2 separate regions of the Mus musculus genome follow, and region 1 is linked to region 2. The links are chromatin loops, found by intact Hi-C in ENCODE. Cell type or tissue: gastrocnemius. All regions are shown on one strand. Links, peaks and the distances in the headings refer to the core of each region. The heading gives the core; the rest is flanking DNA. Region 1 has its middle 270 kb from the start of Gm39658. Region 2 has its middle 31 kb from the start of Erbb4.

What was found. Peaks named below come from ENCODE experiments on the same cell type or tissue, not always from the same donor. Only the 100,000 strongest peaks of a DNase experiment are listed, where the experiment ranks them.
Region 1: a loop joins it to region 2, with 6 times the contacts of the local background. A loop is called at or near these places in 19 of 42 quality-filtered maps.

What each region holds. Positions count from the first base shown.
Region 1 is chr1:67,637,253-67,642,645 of GRCm38, forward strand. No RefSeq gene overlaps it. Among named protein-coding and RNA genes, the nearest start is that of Gm39658, 270 kb to the left of the region's middle. In gastrocnemius, for the core only: a CTCF peak has its summit at 3,299 (motif pointing right); no DNase peak of the experiment used is centred there.
Region 2 is chr1:69,136,735-69,142,127 of GRCm38, forward strand. No RefSeq gene overlaps it. Among named protein-coding and RNA genes, the nearest start is that of Erbb4, 31 kb to the left of the region's middle. In gastrocnemius, for the core only: a CTCF peak has its summit at 2,357 (motif pointing left); DNase peaks (open chromatin) are centred at 2,314 and 4,806.

The DNA.
Region 1 (5,393 bases), core at 288-5,287, 1.5 Mb before region 2:
GACGTACTCACAGGTCTACAAAAAGAATGTTATCAAACACAGAAGGAGGCTGAAGAGAAGTGCCAAGATACTAGACAGCCAGTTCAGGCTGTGGCAGAACAACAAAGGGAAGAGACAAAGACCAAAGGCCAGAGAAAGGGAACAGCTGACAAAGGTTCCCTTGGAAATACACGTTCAGATTACACGAGGTATGTTTTTCTAGAGAACAGTAGCAATTCACAAGGTTCAGGAAGAGAATTCATCAAAGGGATTCACATAGTGGGTTGCCTGATGAATTTGGGAATTTGGAGAGAATATGTCAGGAAGGAAAGGAGAATCAATGATACAAAGCAAATAAAAATAAAAAATCACTTTCTATCTTGAGAAAAAGAGCAGAATTGCTCAGGGGAAGAATGCCATCATGTTGTTAGAGTCTCATTTCCATTGTCAGGACAGAGTACCAGAGACTAAGGTAGTTTACAAAGAAGGAGATTCACCCAGACCACAGTCCTTGAGACTAGGAAATCATACAGCATTACCCTGGCATCTGTTTGGTTTTGTGGTGAATACCCTGTGCTGTTTCATGGCAGACCAGTGGATTCATGGAGAAGAGCTGGATTATAGGGGTGGCCTTGATTATAAGAATGCATATCCCGGGTGCCTCTGCCCACCCTGCAAGAAAAGCATCCAACTTCATGAAGGTGATGTCACAAGACTTAATTACCTCTCAATGGCAGCTCCAGCTCAAAATGCTATTATATTAACAGTCATGTTTCAGTATGAGTTTTGGAAGGGACAAATCATATCTACTCTACAGGATACATATTAGTGCATTGAATATCAGTAGTTAATACGGATGTTGTAAAAGTATAGCCTTGGTTTCTTACCCAAAGATGACACTGAAAGATAGGGTGAAATTGGATAAAGATTTGAGAAGGTTCTTAGGATTAAGATGGGGGGAGAAAATAGAACCGATTCTTAGCTTTGGGGCCCCCACGTTACTTAAACACCTCGATTAAATTGCTAAAAATAACGGTCTATATGAGATCATGAGTGTTTGGAGCTGGACCTGTTACTTTGTTTCTGAGCCCAAACATCTAAAGAGAAACAATTTAGGGACAGGGGATTTTATTGGCTGTATCTTGGGAGGGATATTTGGGAGCAGAACTGGCTTGGTCTGTGGTCCCAACTAAAAAGGGGCGTGGCAATGCTCTTCCAGCCTTTTGATATTTGTTTTTTGTTTAACCATTTGTTTACCCATCTGAGTACCATTCTGCTGGGTGGTGCCCCCCACACTCAAAGCATTTCCTCTTTAGTTAGACATCTCTGGAAAGGCTCCCAAAGACACATCCGGAGGTGTGTCTCCTGGGTGACACCAAGTCGAGTCAAGTTCATGGTGATTATATTAACTACTCTTAGGAGGCCAGTCATGATTTTTTTATATTGAAGGAAGTAGGGGATTTTTTTTTTCCTTCAAAAGTGCTTTTTCGTAAATTATGATCCTCTCCTGCCTGAGTCATGTCTTCGTTTTGCTCAGTTATAGCTTACAATGAGGGAAAGCATCAAAGTGTATGAACTCATACAGTCACATGCATATATGCAGACACACACGCAGACCCACACTCACACACACACATCTACATACATATGCACAGATATATGCATATGCACATGTACACATGTGCACACATATTCACTTTCCAAAGACTATGTGAAAGCCCATGTGAATTAAGGAATTTCATGCGTTCAAAGTTGCTTTTAAATGTCAAAAGTCCTAGTGAGAGTTAGGAATGGCAGAAAGTTGTATTAAAAGGAGGAAGAGAGGGCTGGTGAGATGGCTCAGTGGGTAAGAGCACCCGACTGCTCTTCCAAAGGTCCAGAGTTCAAATCCCAGCAACCACATGGTGGCTCACAACCATCCTTAACGAGATCTGACACCCTCTTCTGGTGTGTCTGAAGACAGCTACAGTGTACTTACATATAATAAATAGATAAATCTTAAAAAAAAAGGAGGAAGAGACACAGAGGAAGGGCCTAAATTTTTGGAAATGCATTAAGTTGCAAGGGGGATGATTTTATCACACATCCTCCTCAGTGTTCACCTGCATGTGCACTGTCAGATCTCTAGAGTCTCAGTACAGGTTATTCGCTTTCCCAGAAATTCCAAACATTTTCTGCATTTATTTTGTGATAAAACAAAACAAAACAAATGTAATCACTGGTTGTGGAATTTTTTGCTTCATGCCTAAGCTAATTTTAAATTCTCAATGTTTTACATTATTTTAGTTACCAACTATCTCTTGGTTGAACTTCCTATCACATTTAATTATTATTTCTGATGACAATTAAAAAAGCAATAGATGGAAAGAAATGGTATAAAATACTAACCTAATGTATCAATTTTGATACTAGCAGTTGCTAGTAACCAGAGTACAGGGATCAGGTAAAGGGTGTGAGTTGGGCTTCTTCCTCTGCTCTCAGAATGGCTAAGACACTAACCTAGAGGATACTTTTCATGTATCGTTTGTGGTAACTGCGCCTCACAAAGCTAGCAGAGTTGTGTGGAAAGAGAGGGGCTGATTCAACAGAAAGAAGTTCATTCCTGTTTAAAATGCCTGTCAGTTACAAGGAGACCATTATCTGAAAAGGCAAAGGCATGAACTCTTAGTGCCTTGGACATATGAAGAATATTAGATTTCAGAAAAAATATCCCGCAGAAATGACCCTGAGAAATTTTGTCTTAACACAAAAGCTGACTAACACAAGCTGGGATTTTAAGTGAATTCAGTTCTGCCCTAAAGAAAAGCCAGAGAAGCAAGAAGGAACACGGAAGGAGAATCCCGGCTAAAGGGGAGCGGGCCGAGATCTGTGTGTCATGATGAAAGCATCACATCTATTTTCTGTAAAAACGCGTTGTTTATAGCAGGAGAGATGCAATGGGATCAAATTTATCCTTTCACTCTGCTTCTGAGAATACTGCCCTTTCTGTCTCCACTGTTGTAATTATTCTCCATGTTAACACCTCAAAATGAGGAAAAAGATCAGTAGTGTCATCATATCTTGCTGCTGACAACAGAAGCCACACAGCCATTAATGACTTTAACATATGTTTGCGTTTTCCTAGCTGGTGGGGGTCTTCATTTATTTATTTCTCCTTGAGGAGGCAAGATCTGTCAAGAAATAATTCCGACGTGTCTTTCTCTGGGAATTTATAGTTAAAAAAAAAATCTAGGTTCGGTGAGACAGTGGGTTGAGACACTTAGGCTATCTCTTACCTTTTCCACAGAGTACAGGATTCTGCATTCGTTACAGATATGTCCACTAGGTGGCGATATAAATATGTAATGGCTTGAAAAGGACACTGTAAATAGAATGCAAAGGTTCATACTTTAAAATAAAGAGCAGACATTACGAAACACACGCAAATATAAATAATGGGGTTGAATATAAAAAGAGAAATAAAGAACGACTGTGATAAGAAAACAGAAGGAGGAGCTATCTGGGAGGAGCAAAAGATCCGCAAGAGCAGGTAAGAGGGAAAGCAGAGGGCAGTTAAGGAGGACAAATAATGAAGTCGATTGATTTACATGTATAAAAGTGTCACAAAAACCCATTACATTGTATATTAAAGTGGGACAAGAATGTTATTTTAAAATCCGCAGGACTGGAGAGATAGGCCAGAATGTGCCCTGCTCTTCTAGAGGAGCACAGTTCAATTCCCAGCTCAGACTGCTCATAGTGGCCTGTCCCTCCAGCTCCAGGGAACAAACAACACTCCCATCAAGTTTCTCCAGCTTGAGCGCTCGCAGTGTTCACACCCATGAGCCTGCCACGAGACAAATGTCATTAAAAACAGCTTTAAAATACACAAAACATCCTGACACTAATTTGAGAGGCCACAGATTTTTACTCTTCCATCTGAAAGCGTGAGTTATTGTCAAGTAGTTAGCAATTTAAACTGCCCCCTCTGCTCTTCCAACGCCCCCCCCCCCCAGCTGTATTTTAATCTTACTTGAACTGTTTAGCTAATTGTTTTAGTTCTCAATTTTTCTTGTCAGTTCAGGTTAGTCTTGGTCAAATTACTTAACCTCTTCATATGTCTTATAGTGATATAATGTGAAGAAGCACTAATAAAAACCATTATAAAACACTTTGCAAATGTTAGTGCCCAAGATAACTACGTTGCTTTGAAGTCACCCAAAGCATGTCAAGGATTCAGACAAGTACATAATTAAACTGTCCAAACTGCATTAGCGATTGATGGCATTTAACCAGGGCTGACTACTCCTATCAAGCTATGAGTTTAAATTATAGTGGCCTTAGGAGTTCTCAGAGATCTTACTGAGTAAGATAAGGAGCAAAGTAGAACTGGACTCGGGTGCTTGAGCTCAAAAGTTTATGCTTATCTTTTGCAACAATAACAAGGACATCATTGGATCAATGCATCTTCAGTTTCTCGTTTTCCATCGACAGAATGGTAATTCAATTAGTTTTTATAGAAAAGCATTGAATGGCATTTAACATAACAAATCAATAGCAATACAGTTCAAAGTGGGATCATTGTTATGACCTAAATGTCCCAGTCCTCAGCATAACTGAAGTCATATTAATAGTTGTGCCTGCATCACTCTGATGCCGCGCCTTCACCTGTTCATATAGAAATCTTATTGCCCACCAGTGTTTCCGAGACCTGACTTCAAAGCATGCCATATTGATGATGACTGGTCATGCTCATGGCTTCTGAGAATTGAAATAGATTTCAAGGGGTAGACGTTTCTTTCGGGGTTTACAACAAGGAGGTGTGTCTGCATGTGTGTGTCTGTGTGTGTGCCTACGTGTGTCTGTGTATGTTTTGTGTGGGTGCATACACGCACGTGAATTTTCTGTATGTGTGGAGATCAGAAGACAATCTGTTTTTCATTCTCAAGAGCTCTCTGCTGTGCTTGCTTCATAAAGTGTCTCTCACTAGCCAAATAGGCAAGTGTGTCTGCCTAGCAAGGTCCATGCCCATCTCTGTCTCCACACTTCTAAGGATATAAACACTCTCTGCTTACCATGCTATTTACATAAATTCTGGTGATCATGCTTCCAAAGAAAACACTATACCTAATGAGCCATCTTCCTAACTACATAACAGGTATTTGAGAGTTGCTTACTGAGATAAGGACTAGGCATTCTAGTGTAGTCCACAGACACCAAGGTAAGCTGCAGCATGAAGCCAATGGTTTGCTCAACCTGCGGGCACTTTGGGGAACTGTCACAGCCAAAAGTTACTAGCGAGGAAGTCAGGGCTAAGGATGGAAGCTGTAGACACAGGAGAATGCGTCAGGAGTTGGATTCATAGACTAGGTCCAAGCACTGCCTAAGAGTCTGCCAGAAGCACAAAAATCACAGGCTCGCTCTGAGTTCTTCCT
Region 2 (5,393 bases), core at 155-5,154:
GAATAAAGGGTAGAAATAATTTCCTTTATACATGATTAAAGAAACACAATTAAGAGTTTAATGTAAGATGAAGTCTAAGAAATTTGTCTGTCCCATTTCCGTGTTGAGCAAATGTACTATAGTTAACATTTTCTCCTGTGTGACTTTGCCCAGCCAGTGTTCCTACAAATGAAGAAACAGATACACTGACATACTTTATATACTGCTAAAACACAACCAAGTGCCAGCCATACACTGTCCCAAAGACCCTCCAAGTGAATTCTAAATCTACATAAAGCCATCAAACACCTATGGCTGTTTCCTACTGGTTGGCTAAAATGAGGGAAACATTTGCAGTTTTCAGGTGTCACACATCTAGAAGATCACATGCGTGATTGACAGCTCCGGAGAAAAAAACCACAAAGCATCTAGTGTTTGAATCAGGCAGTTTCAGTCCCCCAGCTCTCAATGGCAAAGCACTTACCACAGTGTTGGATGTGAAGGAGGCATGCAGTGGGTGTCTATTAAAGAAATCAATGTTCATATCACAAAAAGTTACAGAAGTAGTCAAGTTGGTAATAATGTTGAAAGTATAAATGGTGTCCTATGCATATAGAGTTTATTTTCCTGAGGGAGGCAACTCACCAAACTCTTGTTGAAGTTATATGGAAATAAATATTGACCTTTCCTATTTTCTGATGTATCTGGATTTTGAAAGCATCCAAAAGCTCTGTTTCATTCCACACAGCCTGGGGACAGGTAAGTTTTTTTTTTTTTATGCCAATTACTGACATATTCTTGTTTTACACCTCTATGACTGAAAACCATATTTTTACATTAAGTTTTTCCCCATGAAACTATTCTTCCTCTAGAAGAAGCCCCTTAGGGAATGGGGTGGAAGACCAAATCTCAGCGATATTTTTCTCTCCTGGTTTTAAATACCATGGAAAATTAAGCAATCTTGCTTTGTCATTAAGAATATATTATAACTCGAGAGAAAAAAATAGATATCTGGGTGCCTCTTTGTAGCCAAGGAATGTTGGAAGATTTTTCTGGGCATGCATTGTTTCTGTTTAATGGCAAACAAACCACAAAGGTTCCCAATATGTATGTCTAGCTGTGGGCTTACCTGTACAAGCAGAAAACTTACTGGAAGTCTCCCTCATGGAAGTCCCAGACACCTGGACCCATCCTAACCACAGAGGCTTTCTTCCAGCCTCTCTGCGCCTTCTTTAGAAAAAGAAAAGCTTGCATTTTTATCCATGGAAAGAAATCAAAGGAATTTAGCACCTTTGGCTAGTACAGAGTTTGGCATTCACCAAGAAAACAATCTAGAAGCACTCAGCTTAAATTCAATACTTTTACTTTTACTTCAACAGATGTTATTTGCCAGATAACCTCCATGGTCTCTACAAGTCTACTGAATTTTTATGATAAAACAAGTCTAACAGTAGCAATATGGTTGAGCAGAGCTTTCTTCAACAAATATTTAGTTATTCTAAAACATACAAATAAACAACTAAGATGTCATATGCTGCTATGAGGGGGTTTGGCTCAGGAGCACCAGGGGATGGGATTTTTCTCTTCTGGTCACGTGAAACGCATTGGGTGCTTCACCCATTGCAAGCAATCAGCTAAAAGACAAACATATGTAGAACACACAAAAGAAATAAAGTAAAAATCCACATAGAATTATTCTACATGATGTTTCTGCTAAGATGAAAGTATAATTACTAAGGCTAATTAAAACAACTGCAAAAGGAGCCACAAATTACAGTCATTAATAATTGTTCATACAACAGAATTTGAAGCCACTTCTTGTTCGTATGTTATTGAGGGACTCTCCCTCAATTTTCTATAGTAATAATTCTAAATTAATGAAACTTAAATTCCCCTGTGTAATGAAAGTGCTTGTAATATTATTCTTATTTGATATAGGAATAATAAGTATTACAGTCACAATTATTAAGTCCCTTTTCCAAGTTCACTTACTACTGCAGACAGAACAGTGAACAGAGTACATGCAAATATTTCCCATTACAAAACAAAGTCTTCAAAGGGCTTTAGGAAAAGAAATAGCAAGACACACTTTTTAACTTGAGTTTTAAAGTATAACAAAGTCAAAATCAACATTTTTGAGGGTATTCTCGTAAATTCCTGAAGCTTTTTTGAAAAATTAAAAGCAATTAAAAATTAATAGCAAAGCCAGACTTTGAAAAGTTATGCTTTCTTTTATATTGAAGAAGTAGTTTTTCACCCTTATTCCCAATTTCACAAAGGTTGTCTTTCTTTCCCTGCCCCCACACCCAAGGGTGAAAGCCTAGCTTGACAAGACCAACTCCTTTGAACAAAGGGCAGCACTGCCCTCTAGTGGTTATCTAGTATATCAAACCAACTGCTGGTTTAAAAAAAAGTTGGGAAAGGATTTTATAGCAGTTATGAAATATTGGTGCGTGTTTACCTTTTCACATAGAGATGCTTCATAGACTGGATTTTGACAAGTCATAATTTTTAAGCCAAAGAAATTCAAAGTGTTAATCAAATTGTTTCCACGTTCTAGCAGACAGTGGTCATTTTCTGTATCAGCTACATTCCCAAAGTCCATTCTTTTGTGATTATTATCTAAATACAGTATCAGCTACCCAATACCATACCACCCATAGATCACATGCTGTTATTTCCTGATGTTCCTAGAGCACCGCCCCTTTCCATAGCAGCTTTGGGCAGTTTGCAGTTCCATTCTGTGATTATTAATTTAATATCAGTTTCAACTCCTAGAGGTTTAAGGGGGAAATACCATGTATCTCTTACTGGTAGCACCGCTGTTGCCATGACAGGTGCACTGGATATATCTGATGAATTAATAAAGCGCCATAAATAAGTTATTGAGGATATGGAATTGAGATATATTTCAATCGCTTCGAGCTAAGCCCAACATGGTAAGTTACTTCTGAGCCAACACTAAAACTCAGTCTTCTACCCTAGAGAGCTTCACCTCTTACACTCTGCGTTATTCTCCCGGCTTTCTTACCCCCCCCCCCCATCTTCAACACAACACTGTCACCATCTCCTTCCCTTTAGTCCTCTAAGTCTTACTTTTGATGGCATCTCTAGTTATAGGGGCTTGTTTTCATTTTTTATGATATGGGTCCCTAGAGCAGATGTCCACAATTCCTCCCTGTGACTAGGATTTTGTAATGATTTCACAATGTCTCACCATAAATTCATCTTGGATGTAAGGCATTGAAGATGGCAAATTTTCAGAGGCCCTTCACTAAATAAATATGGATATATATTGACTCATTATGGTAAGTCACTGTAACAGAGACTTTGTTTTTGAGAGTTTCATATAGATTCTGTATATTATACACTCCTACTTCTTCCCTCCATACATATCCTCCCCCATACACCTGACAAATCTCCCCAAGTCTCTCTGCTCTCTCTGTCTGTCTGTCTGTCTGTTTGTCTGTGTCTCTCTCTCTTTCCTCTATCTCTCTCATACACACACAACACACACACACACAACACACACACAACACACACACATACACAAAGCTCAATGTGTCCCTATTTGTCCCCCATATGCCTTCTGTCTCTCTTCTTCCTCTCCCTTTCATTAGTAATCTTTTTACTTTAATAACAAATATCCAGTTATTCTCTTATGCCCCCCTCCTCGTTAATTTTAAACCTCTTTTATCCTTCTCATGATTCCTAGTGTACTTTTACACACACACACACGCACGCACGCACGCACGCACGCACGCACGCACGCGCACGCACGTCCACGTGTGATTCTTAAGAGTTATTTTTCTTCTAGCCACTAAATTTGGTAAGTTTTAAGGGTGACTTGCCTTGTTGTTTTTAATGAGTGACTTTGCAGAACACAGTCATTTTCAGCACTGTACTCTTGTATAGTAGACATGCAGAACATAGCTTCTCCAAAGATGCCCCATGCACTAAACCTAGAACATGCAGACCTATTATCTTGTGCGATGAAAGAACCTTGGGTTTGTAGATATTTAGTGCTATGAGTCAACTGATCTTATTGGAGTGAATTCAACAAAATTGCTGGGTACTTGACTGTGGTATGGTAATGTGAATAAAATGGCTCTTCTAGGCTCATAGGGGGTGGCAATATTCGATGGAGCCTTGTTGGATTAGATGTGGCCTTTTTGAATGAAGTGAGGCTTTGTGGGAGAAATTGTGTCACTAAGGGTGAGCTTTGAGCTCAAGCAAGGTCTATGGCTCACAGTCCTTCCTGCTGCCCGTGGATACAGATGTAAAAGTTTCAGCTACCTCTCCAGCAGCATGTCTGCCTGCATGCTGCCATGCTTTCCGCTGTGGACAATAATGAATTAAGCCTCTAAAATTGTAAGCAAGCCCCAATAAGATAGATAGATAGATAGATAGATAGATAGATAGATAGATAGATAGATACATAGATACATAGATAGATACATAGATACATAGATACATAGATACATAGATACATAGATACATAGATACATAGATACATAGATACATAGATACATAGATACATAGATACATAGATATAGATAGATGTAGATTAGATATGTAGAGATAGAGATAGTTGCCCTTGTCATGGTATATTTTCACACACACACACACACACACACACACACACACACACACACACAAGCTTTAAGAAAAACATTGATGGCATAAGGTTACAAGGCAAGATCTTGATCTGCCATTGATGGTTTAAAAGAAGGAAAAAGGGCCTTGCAAGCTAAGAATCATGGAGACTCTACAAGCTAGAGAAGGACTGAAATCCCACATAAGCTGGATCTTAACCTGCAGGAACTGTGCCAGATTCCTGTAGAGATGAAGTCTGCATTGATTAAATCACATTTGTGATAGTTTGTTAAAGCAGCAATAGAATGCTATCACAGAGTCCTCAATTTGTTTCTCTTGTTACTACTCTTGGTAAGATATTGAGTAGTAAACATTCATGGCTGGAAATAATTAAAAGTGGTTTTGCTGTCATGGTAGGGAAAAGACATTTTGAATTGTTTTTATATACTTTTATGGGATAGAGAATTGTCAACAGATAAATTTGGTTACCATTAACTTAATACCTGCTCTTGCTTAGAGTAACCAGATCAACTCAACTGAAATATTCATACACAAAGGCTCATAGGCACATATGCATACACATAGTTTCCTAGGCACATAGACCATAGAAGGTAATGTGCACCAGGCAGAGTTCTAGTAATAGCATCTCTTCCAGTAAGATTCTTCATACCTACACCTATCTCACCAAAAGCCTTCTTCAGACATGAATTCCTGTGTTAAATTCTACCCACATCTTCCTCTGATGCTATGTTCCTCTCCCTCATTTTCCTTTTCCTCCTACTTCTGATGATACAGTCAAGGAGTTAATGGGAGGCTAT